Regions from separate parts of the Mus musculus genome. Here region 1 is linked to region 2. A link is a loop called in an ENCODE intact Hi-C map of the cell type or tissue named here. Cell type or tissue: left cerebral cortex. All regions are shown on one strand. Each heading gives the region's core, and the rest is flanking DNA. Links, peaks and the distances in the headings are about the cores only. Region 1 holds the start of Gm41109 (a long non-coding RNA gene). Region 2 overlaps E330034G19Rik (RIKEN cDNA E330034G19 gene).

Region 1 (5,376 bases), core at 50-5,049, 120 kb before region 2:
GTTCAGAATACTCAAGATACAATTCACAGACCACATGAAGCTCAAGAAAAGGAAGACCACAGTGTGGATACTTTGGTCCTTCTTAGAAAGGGGAACAAAATACCCATGGAAAGAGTTACAAAGTTCAGAGCAGAGACTGAAGGAATGACTATCCAGAGACTGACCCACCTGGGGATCCATCCCATATACAGTTACCAAGCCCAGACACTATTGTGGATGCCAACAAGTGCTTGCTGACAGGAGCCTGATAAGCCTGACAAATACAGAGGTGGATGCTCACAGGCATCCTTTGGATTGAGCATGGGGTCCTCAAAGGAGGAGCTAGAGAAAGGATCTAAGGAGCTGAAGGGGTTTGCAGCCCCATAGGAGGAACAACAATATGAACCAACCAGTATCCCCAGAGCTTCCAGGGACTAAACCACCAACCAAAGAGTATACAAGGAGGAACTCAAGACTTCAGCCGCATATGTAGCAGAGGATGGCCTTGTTGGTCATCAATGAAAGGAGAGGCCCTTAGTCCTGTAAAGGCTCAATGCCCCAGTGTAGGGGAATGCCAGGACAGGTAAGCAGGAGTGGGTGTGTTAGTGAGCAGGGGAAGGGGAATGGGATAGGGAAGTTTTGGGAGGGGAAATGAGGAAAGGGGATAAAATTTGAAATGTAAATAAAGAAAATATCTAATAAAAATGAAAAATGGCAGTCAATATAAAGATGGAATAGCTTATAACAAACATACAATATCCCAATAACAGGTGAATATCAAAACAACAAAAAATAAAAAAACCCAAACAAAAACCTTCTGCATTTTCTCACCGCTGATTTCGCAGCACAGACCTAGTGCCTATAGCGGATCTTGGACATTTTCTGGCAGGCCACTCAATTCAGGTTTTCAAAGGTTGTTTTCAAAGGGAATCAGACACAGAAGCATCCTGAATGGATCATTGGCTACACAAAATTATGGTGTATTCACACTAAGAAAGGGAATATGACAAAGAATATGGAACGAAGGGATTCTAGGATTGTGGCGGGGGCGGGGGGGGGGGAGATGAGGCACAGCAGGGGGCTCCTGATGCAGCAGCTCCTTCTTTCTGTAGGAGGCTCTTCCTGGGCTGTGGCCAGTTCCAGTTCATGCTGCAGTTTCTCAAACCGGAGAGAGGAAGGAGGCTAAGACAGACCTGGTGGGGACCTGCCATGTCAGCTGTCAGGCTGCTACCTCCCACCCCCTCAACTGTACTAGAAAGTTAATTTTGAAGTTTTACCTCAAATCACTGTTTCTACGCCCAGAGAAAAAGTCACACAGTAGCTGGCCCTAGAGATTTTCTAAGGCTTAAATGCATGTTTAATTTGAGCTAAGTGATGTATATTCTCTGTTCTACTAAAAAGACTAGGACTAGGACTTTCTCCTACAATCCAGGAGCATCATTTTGTAAAAGTAACCTCATATAGTCAATAGCATGTGAGTGATATGCACCGTATTCATGATGAGTTAGTGATGGACCACAGCATAGACGTAATACAGACCTGGACAAGGTCATGGCTAGCTCAGTCCTCCTGCTCAGGATGCACCTTGCTCACAAGCAACATGCAAAATACAGCCTGCCAGGCTGATGCAGCAATTCTCCAGCTGCCTTCTGAGAACAATGGCCCCTCACTTGGTCTAGCACCAAACAGAAGCCTCATTTTCCTTAGACCTAGTTCTGGAAAACTACTTCCTGGCTCTCTTTTTAGTATGATATATGTTACGTGCCTGGCCCTTTAAATTGTCCTATGGTCTTCAGTGACAGTTGGCCTTTGGACTTCTGGGAGCAGGAGAGGGTATAAAAGCCCACAGAAGCTGAGAGAGGCAGTAGGAGAGTGATGAAGGAGTTGGAGAGTCCTCAGAGTGGGTAGAAGTAGGGTCCAGGAGTCAGAAGAACACAGTCAGAGAAGACAGATGTTACAGGAAGAAAGTATGGCTAGAGAAGAGATGAGGTTTTGAAGGGTGAAATTAAGAGATAGCTGTGAGTGAATTTGGGGAGCAGACCGAAAAGACAGTTGATGACAGTTGAGGCAGGAGGAGGTGAGCTGAGCCAGAGAAATATTGTTAGGAGATAGATGAAAAAGAATTCACTAACAAAGTAGCAATAAGAATATAAAGGAAAACATAACTTTTTACAAAGAGTTACATTTCTATCAGTCTGTTCCAGAGCACTCCCGGGAAGGGTCTGAGCATCCCTGCAGCAGCGGCTTCTGTCTGTCTGGGTTTGTCCTGGGACCTCCTGAACCTATACTATCCACAGAATGGGTAGATATGTGTAAAGGCCTCGAGAGCACTACTACAGGAGTAGAATCTGCTCTTTACAGGGAATGTAATTTTGGCTAAGCAGAGAAGGTGTACACCTTCAGGTCCTGTCATGTGGGAGTCAGAAGCAGGCAGATATCTGTGAGTTCAGGGACAGTCCACTCAGAACATAGTAGAGGCCAAAACAGGAGTCAAAATGCCTGAGACACAAAGAGTAGCAAACATTTTTTTCCTGGACACAAGTTCTTGTTGACTAGAGCAGCACAAAACTTTGTGGTCCTTTCCTGGCAGATATTAGCCTTGCTGCTGAACAAAAGCCCATAAAAGACAGAGACTCCAGGTGCAGGGGGACCCAAGTGCATCTCTCCCCTCTCATCCCAGCCTGGGTTCCTTCCTCATATGGAGGACTTCAAAGTGATGCTGCAGTTTGTCTGCTAAGTTCTTTTCCTGGATGGCCATCTCCCTCTTCTGCAGCATGTACTTAAGCATTAAGAAATGCTTAAGGGGGAGGCCCTTCTTTCCATAAGCTGTTCATTACAAGATGGTGTTCTTAGTGAAGGGTTTGTCCAGGCCTTCATACAAGAGCAAGCACGTACAGAGAACCCCAAGAGCCTGCTGTTCAACCAGGCAAGCCAGAGGCTTTCCCAGCAAACCTCTGGGGGAAAAAAAACAGTTTAGAAGTAGAGACTAAGAAGAAAAGTCCCAAATGGTCTCCTGGAGCCAATGCACACAGGCATAATTCAGGGCGCCACCCCCACGCAGGCTTTGCTGCTACACTAGCATGCGAGTTTAGAATTAGCACTCCAGCTCTTTCAGAGGAGGTTTCAGAACTTTGCTCTCTTTCCTTGAAAACTAAAAATGCAGTGCACAACATGCTCTGCATGTTCAGACCGTGTTGAGGTGGTGAGAGAACTGTTTTCCCTGAAGCCCCAAGTCTCCTGCTCTCTCATCTAGGCTGTCAAAAGTCCTTCCCGCATCCCTGGCCATTCAATCAGACTTTAAAGATCCAGGAAGGAAGAACTTCCCAGCAATGCTCAGAGAAAACAGGGCTCTCGGGGTGATACTCAGTCTTCTGTCCCTGTGAACCAAGAACTGCTCAGTGGACAGAGACCTCATTGGGTTGCAGGAAGAAAGAAGGCCACTTGCCTCCAGAATCCATGACAATGAGAAGCACACATTTGGCATTTGCACTGGGATATTCTCCTTGCCAGCAGCTTCCCACCTGTGATGTCCCGTGACCCTGCCATGCACACGAGCCCCAGAACTGAGACCTCACTCAAAGCTCTGTGCCTAGTAGTACCCCACCTCTCATGAGGACATGTACACGTATGACATGTCAATCACCTGTCTCCTTTATTGGACTGCAGCTTCAAGCAGAGCAGCAGGATATGCTTGCCAACGTTCACTTTCTCACAAGAGATTAACTTCCCCAAATACTTGTGCCTAGACAGAAGAATGAACGATTACATTGTGTGAGGTGGGTGGGTGGTAAGGCGTGTGCATTAGAAAGGCTACAGGCAAAAGCAGAGGTGTGTGGGTGAGCTGACAGTCAAAATGGCAAATGGTGCCAGACATTAGCCTGACCCACCAGCCTACCCTACCTGATGTTGTTGAGTCTCGAAGTCACTGGTCTCTTCATCTTGGTCCCTACAGATCACCTTAATGTCCCTGAAGTGCTGCTGTAGCAGGGCCTAATCCCCCTGCATTTTTTCCTGCCTCAACATACAAACCTTCTTCAGCTGACACTGCTCCATCAAGAGTCATCTGTGCAGGGTATGGCGAACAAACTCTGCAGAATAAGCCCCTCACAACCTCCTTTTGCATCCTCTACTTCAAGGTCTCTTTAAGGCTACCTATGATAGGAACCCATGAAGAACTATGAAAGGTCCCAATACAGTCATGACAGTTGTACTCAAAAGACCATAAACCAAGAACAGGCTATACAGGGAGAAATAAGTAACCCCTAATATCCCTAAGAGCAATAGGGATCTATGTCCCTCCAAAGAAAGAGGGATGTCCACCTGTCCTTCTCTGTCCAAGATAATGAGGAAACATTAAAAAAAAAAGTCAGAGGTAAATAACCTCTGGGTAGGACAGGAGAGCCAAGGGGAGGACATTCTATCTTCTTTTTCCATAATTATAGGCTCTGTGAAAACTCAGCCTAATATTAGAGGCTACCTGTCCCGTATTTCATGGTGTGAATCACTTTTCTCTTGATGCTCCTGAGGATGGCAGGACAATGCTGGGAGGGGAACAGTCTCTTTCACGCTTAGCAAAGCTGAGTACGAAAGGACTGGGGCTGATGGCTACACAGCAAAAGGGATAAGCTGCACACTCTCTAGTCTAGGAACAAGGAATGACACAAACGGTCATTGCACAGCTGCCGGAGTCCCCACAGGCATGTATCTACAGAAGCTGGTCTCATTCTCCTGCTCCTGGGTGTTCTCTGTTGCTTCAAGAGTTTCCTCATTTTCCAAGCTTTGCAAGTCTTACATGATCTGCTTCTGCTTTTTCTTCAGATTCTCATACAACAGATTTGAACTGTGGGAGGGGCTGGCTGCAGGAGGATAGAATCCCATGAATGCAGACTGAAGGATCCTGGGGAATCTACATTCTGGATTCTATGTACTGGGGCATTATGGTGACTATGGACATCTTATCCTGGCCCAAAGCCTGCAGAAGTTATGTGTCCAGATGGAGAATGCCCAGGCTGTATGAGTCACTCAGGAGGACTGGAGGGGCAATTTAGCCCATTTTGTTCTCAGGAGCCTATGCCACAGGGTTTGGCCCACAGATACCAGTGATTTAATTTCTCTTGTCTGTCAACAAGGATTTTTAGATATTAGATAATTACTACTGGAGTGTCAAACATTTTTAGAATTTTGCAGATAAGACACAAGGGCACAACAGCTTTATAAACTACTCAAGAGATTTCAATGTGCCTCCAAGGTGCAGAATAAGCCAAGAGCTGGGCTGCTTATAGAGGGGCTCCCAGAATGCATCACTGGCATTGCTTTGAAACTGTGTGCACACCCCTAATTCCCAGATTCCAGAGGGACATACAAACAAATGTATATGCACAAATGCACTGGTGAGAA
Region 2 (5,376 bases), core at 275-5,274:
ATTGTGTTAAAAACTGCATGGTACTGGTATAGCGACAGACAAGTAGACCAATGGAATAAAATTGAAGACCCAGAAATGAACCCACACACCTATGGTCACTTGATCTTTGACAAGGGAGCAAAAACCATCCAGTGGAAAAAAGACAGCATCTTCAACAAATGGTGCTGGCACACCTGGCGGTTTTCATGTAGAAGAATGCGAATTGATCCATTCCTATCTCCTTGTACTAAGGTCAAATCTAAGTGGATTAGGGACTCCACATAAAACCAGAGACACTGAAACTTATAGAGGAGAAAGTAGGGGAAACCCTCGAAGATATGGGCACAGGGGAAAAATTCCTGAATAGAACAGCAATGGCTTGTGCTGTAAGATCGAGAATTGACAAATGGGTCCTCATGAAACTGCAAAGCTTATGCAAAGCAAAAGACACCGTCAATAAGACAAAAAGGCCACCAAAAGATTGGGAAAGGATCTTTACCTATCCTAAATCAGATAGGGGACTAATATCCAATATATATAAAGAACTCAAGAAGGTGGGCTACAGAAAATCAAATAACCCTATTAAAAAATGGGGCTCAGAACTAAACAAAGAATTCTCACCTGAGGAATACCAAATGGCTGAGAAGCACCTGAAAAAATGTTCAGCATCCTTAATCATCAGAGAAATGCAAATCAAAACAACCCTGAGATTCTACCTCACACCAGTCAGAATGGCTAAGATCAAAAATTCAGGTGACAGCAGATGCTGGCGTGGATGTGGAGAAAGAGGAACACTCCTCCATTGTTGGTGGGATTGCAAGCTTGTACAACCACTCTGGAAATTAGTCTGGCAGTTCCTCAGAAAACTGGATATAGTACTACCGGAGGATCCCACAATACCTCTCCTGGGCATATATCCAGAAGATGTCCAACCAGTAAGAAGGACACATGCTCCACTATGTTCATAGCAGCCTTATTTATAATAGCCAGAAGCTGGAAAGAACCCAGATGCCCCTCAACAGAGGAATGGATACAGAAAATGTGGTACATTTATATAATGGAGTACTACTCAGCTATTAAAAAAATGAATTTATGAAATTCCTAGGCAAATGGATGGACCTGAAGGGTATCATCCTGAATGAGGTAACTCAATCACAAAGGAACTCACACAATATGTACTCACTGGTAAGTGGATATTAGCCCAGAAACTTAGGATACCCAAGATATAAGATACAATTTGCTAAACGCATGAAACTCAAGAAGAAAGAAGACCAAAGTGTGGACACTTTGCCCCTTCTTAGAATTGGGAACAAAACACCCATGGAAGGAGTTACAAAGTTTGGAGCTGTGTCAAAAGGATGGACCATCTAGAGCCTGCCATATCCAGGGTCCCATCCCATAATCAGCTTCCAAACGCTACACCATTGCATATACTAGCAAGATTTTGTTGAAAGGACCTAGATATAGCTGTCTCTTGTGAGACTATGCCGGGGCCTAGCAAACACAGAAGTGGATGCTCACAGTCAGCTAATGGATGGATCACAGGGCCCCCAATGGAGGAGCTAGAGAAAGTACCCAAGGAGCTCAAGGGATCTGCAACCCTATAGGTGGAACAACATTATGAACTAACCAGTACCCCAGAGCTCTTGACTCTAGCTGCATATGTATCAAAAGATGGCCTAGTTGGCCATCACTGGAAAGAGAGGCCCATTGGACACGCAAACTTTATATGCCCCAGTACAGGGGAAAGCCAGGGCCAAAAAGTGGTAGTGGGTGGGTAGGGGAATGGGTGGGAGGGTATGGGGGACTTTTGGGATAGCATTGGAAATGTAAATGAGGAAAATACCTAATAAAAAAGTATAAAAGGAAGAGAGAAAGAAAGAAAGAAAGAAAGAAAGAAAGAAAGAAAGAAAGAAAGAAAGAAAGAAAGAGAGAAAGAAAGGAAGGAAGAAAGAAAGGAAGGAAGAAAGAAAGAAAGAAAGTCGGTCCTAGTCAATAAACCATAAAACAACCACCTGGAAAAAACACTTCCTCAGCACACTCTGAGACCTACCATGGCAGAAGGGCAGCTTCCACTGTCCCTCTTGTGTTCCAGTCTTGCTCTCCACAGAAACATGTGGCCACTGATGCAGACTCTGTGCACCATGGCTGCTCTCCAGCTTCCTCCCAACACTGCTTAGATGAAGGTACTTTTGTTTCAAGAAGGATTCGTTATCCTACCCTATCATCAATGAATATAATCTCATCTCTTCACCAGATGTGCCTAAACTACATTTCATCCCAGATGAAAACTGAGAGATCTGCTCCAAAATTGAAAATAATTGATGCTCAACTCATAGAAAGCAGTGGCAACATCAGATGTCTGCATAAATGTCTGGCAGTCTAAGAATCCTAGCATATCTACCCCATGGACCTGTCCGGGCACATCTCCAGACACCTCTTCAGTTAGTTGGAGGTGACCAACCCAACTAAAACTACATGTGCTCATCATCTCTAACAGGGTATCTGGCTCCCTCTTCTGGCCACTAAGGGAGTTGCATGCAGAGGGACCACAGACAAGTCAGCCAATTCACCAAAAATAAAAATGTTTTTCCCTTCTTTCTCCAGCCCCACTCATTCCAGCCCTGCTTGCCCCAACGCAAAGATTGACTGACTGACTGACTGACTGACTGATTGATTGATTGATTGATTGATTATATGGAAGTACACTGTAGCGGTCTTCAGACACACCAGAAGAGGGTGTCAAATTCCACTATAGATGGTTGCGAGTCACCATGTGGTTACTGGGATATGAACTCAGGACCTCTGGAAGAACAGTCAGTGCTCTTAACCACTGAGCCATCTCTGCAGCCCTAAATAATGTTGTTGTTGTTGTTGGTTTTTTGTTTTGTTTTGTTTTGTTTTTAAGAAAACACACAAATGTATGGGTAAGGTCAACAACATCTGTAAAAAGCTACTTCACAACATGACTTGGAAGGATTATATCTGTTGTGTCATTATCACTGATGCTGATTTCAAGAAAAACTGAGGCTCATAGCTCTGTATTTCCTGATTTCTTTTATACTCCTTTGAATGTTCAGATTTCTTGAGAAACTGTAGAGCAATAAGAGTGTATTTATCAATAATTTCTTCCACAGGGTTAATAATGAATGTGTGTTATAGAGTATTATCTTTTATGGGCAGCAAAATACATGACAGCAGGGATATAGTATGGTAGTGATTATCTTACACGCGTTCGCGACCGGCCAGGAAAGAAGCAACAAACCGGAATCTTCTGCGGCAAAGCTTTATTGCTTATATCTTCAGGAGCAAGAGAGGAAGAGCGCGGCAGAGAGAGGCAGAGAGGAAGAGAGAGAGAGAGAGAAGCAGAGAGAGGGGCAGAGAGAGAGAGAGAGGCAGAGAGCAGAGGAAGAGAGCAGAGAAAAAGACGAAGAGACGAAGAAGAGAGGGAGTGCCAGGACCCCATACCCTTTTAAGGAGAATTATCCTCCATCTAGGACGTGTCACTCCCTGATTGGCTGCAGCCCATCAGCCCAGTTGTCATCATGAGAAAGGCAGAGCACATGGCAGGAAAACTGCCCCTGCACATGTGCAGATTATTTACTACTTAGAACACAGCTGTCAGCGCCATCTTGTAATGGCAAATGTGAGTGCAGCTCCCCACAGTGATTACATCATAAAGTGTGGCTCCATGAAGTAAAGCATACCCACATACAAGATGACATCTGCCTGTGTGGCCAGGCTGGTTGGGAATTCACTGTGTAGCCCACACTACCTGGAACTTACAAAGATCCATCTCTGCCTTTAAGTTCTAGGGTTACAGGAGTGAGAAAGCACCCTTGAATATAGATGACAGTCTCCAAAGTGAAGAGTTACAAAAGTTTATTATTCATAAAACATTCTCTTAATGGGCATTAAAAACAGAAGTCAGTATAAACAGTGAATGATGCTAGCAATTTTTGAAAAATAATAAGAACAAATAGCATATCAATAAGAAAACCAAAACATCTAAGAGCAAAACTCCAAACAGAAAACCAAACACAAAATTATGCTAAGCACCATTCTCTCACTACAGATTTAGCATCACAAACCTACAGCTTATCTCTGGTCTTGGACACAGTGACAGGGTAGTCACCTCAGTTCTCTCAAGGGGAGTTGTTAGAAAATCAAAGGGAAGCAGACCCAGAAGAAGGCTGGTGGCTCATGGGCTCCATAAAATCAGGGCCTATTCACACTGAGGAAATACACTATGTTAAAGCAAACCCACCCAAGGGATCCTGTGGTTTCTGGGGATGGGGCTCAGCAGGGGGCTCCTGATGTAGCAGGTCTTTCTGCAGGACTCTCTCTTCCTGGGCTATGGCCAGTTCCATCTCTTGCTGCAATTTATCAAACCTGGGAGAGGAAGGAAATTAAGTCACTGGCTTGATAGAGACCTGCCATGATAGCTGTCAGGCTGCTACCTCCCACCACCTCAACTGTACTGGTCACTCAACATGGATCGTTACCCTGAAGCCATTGTTTATAGCCCAACGAATAACACTCACACAGTAGCTTGGAGTATTCTTGGCCTTACACACAGGTCAGAATCTGATCGAGGTACTGTATGTTCTCTGTTCTACTAGAAACTAAAGGACTTTCTCTTGCACTCCGGGGCATCACTTTGTAAAGATAGCCTACCATCCTCAACAGCATATTCGTGATAATACAAGTTATTTATGGTGAGTTAGTGATGGATCGCAGCATTATACAGAAGGACATACTATAGTCTTGCAGCCTTGGCACCTGAGCAAGGTCATGACGATAGCTCAGTCAAGCACTCAGAAGGTACCAGGCACCCAAGCAACATGCATGCTTGAGCCTGTGAGGCAGGAGCAGTGTTTATTTCTCCAGTGGTGTCTCTGAGAACTACGGCCCAGCACAGGCTCCTGAACCAAAGCTGACATTCCTCAGAACAAGAGCTGGGAAACTGCATCCTGGCTCTATATGGGAGTCTGTGGTAGGACACGTCCGTGAAAGATCTGAACAACCCAACAGCAGAGGCATCGCGTGGGTTCATCCTAGAAACTGCTTGACCTATTGTATCCAGAGAAATCTTATCACAGAAATGGTTAATCACTGGAAAAAGCAGTGTTAAAGGAGTGGAAGCTGTTCTCTACAGGAGATGTTCCTAACTAAAATGTAATTTCAGCCAGGGATGGAGGTGTACACTTGAGATTTCATGACTTGGGGAGGTGAAGCGTGCAGATCTATGTGAGTTCAAGAACAGCCTGCTCAGAACATCCTAGAGATCACAGAAGGCCGTCACAATGGCCTGCACACAGAGACTATTAATCATCTGGTATCCTGGACAGAAGTTCTTACTGCCTAGAACACCAAAACACATCGAGTTATGCTTTT

What was found. Hi-C counts contacts between places; a loop is a spot of excess contacts. Peaks named below come from ENCODE experiments on the same cell type or tissue, not always from the same donor. Only the 100,000 strongest peaks of a DNase experiment are listed, where the experiment ranks them.
Region 1: a loop joins it to region 2, with 2.7 times the contacts of the local background. A loop is called at or near these places in 2 of 42 quality-filtered maps.

The regions. Positions count from the first base shown.
Region 1 is chr14:24,426,292-24,431,667 of GRCm38, reverse strand. Gm41109 (a long non-coding RNA gene) reads left to right here and starts at 1,814. Exons shown (of 3, transcript XR_874408.1): 1 at 1,814-5,376. In left cerebral cortex, for the core only: no CTCF peak of the experiment used is centred there; a DNase peak (open chromatin) is centred at 3,030.
Region 2 is chr14:24,308,429-24,313,804 of GRCm38, reverse strand. E330034G19Rik (RIKEN cDNA E330034G19 gene) reads right to left here. Exons shown (of 7, transcript NM_001379547.1): 7 at 3,845-4,371. The coding sequence ends at 4,227. Among named protein-coding and RNA genes, the nearest start is that of E330034G19Rik, 18 kb to the right of the region's middle. In left cerebral cortex, for the core only: a CTCF peak has its summit at 2,505 (motif pointing left); a DNase peak (open chromatin) is centred at 2,494.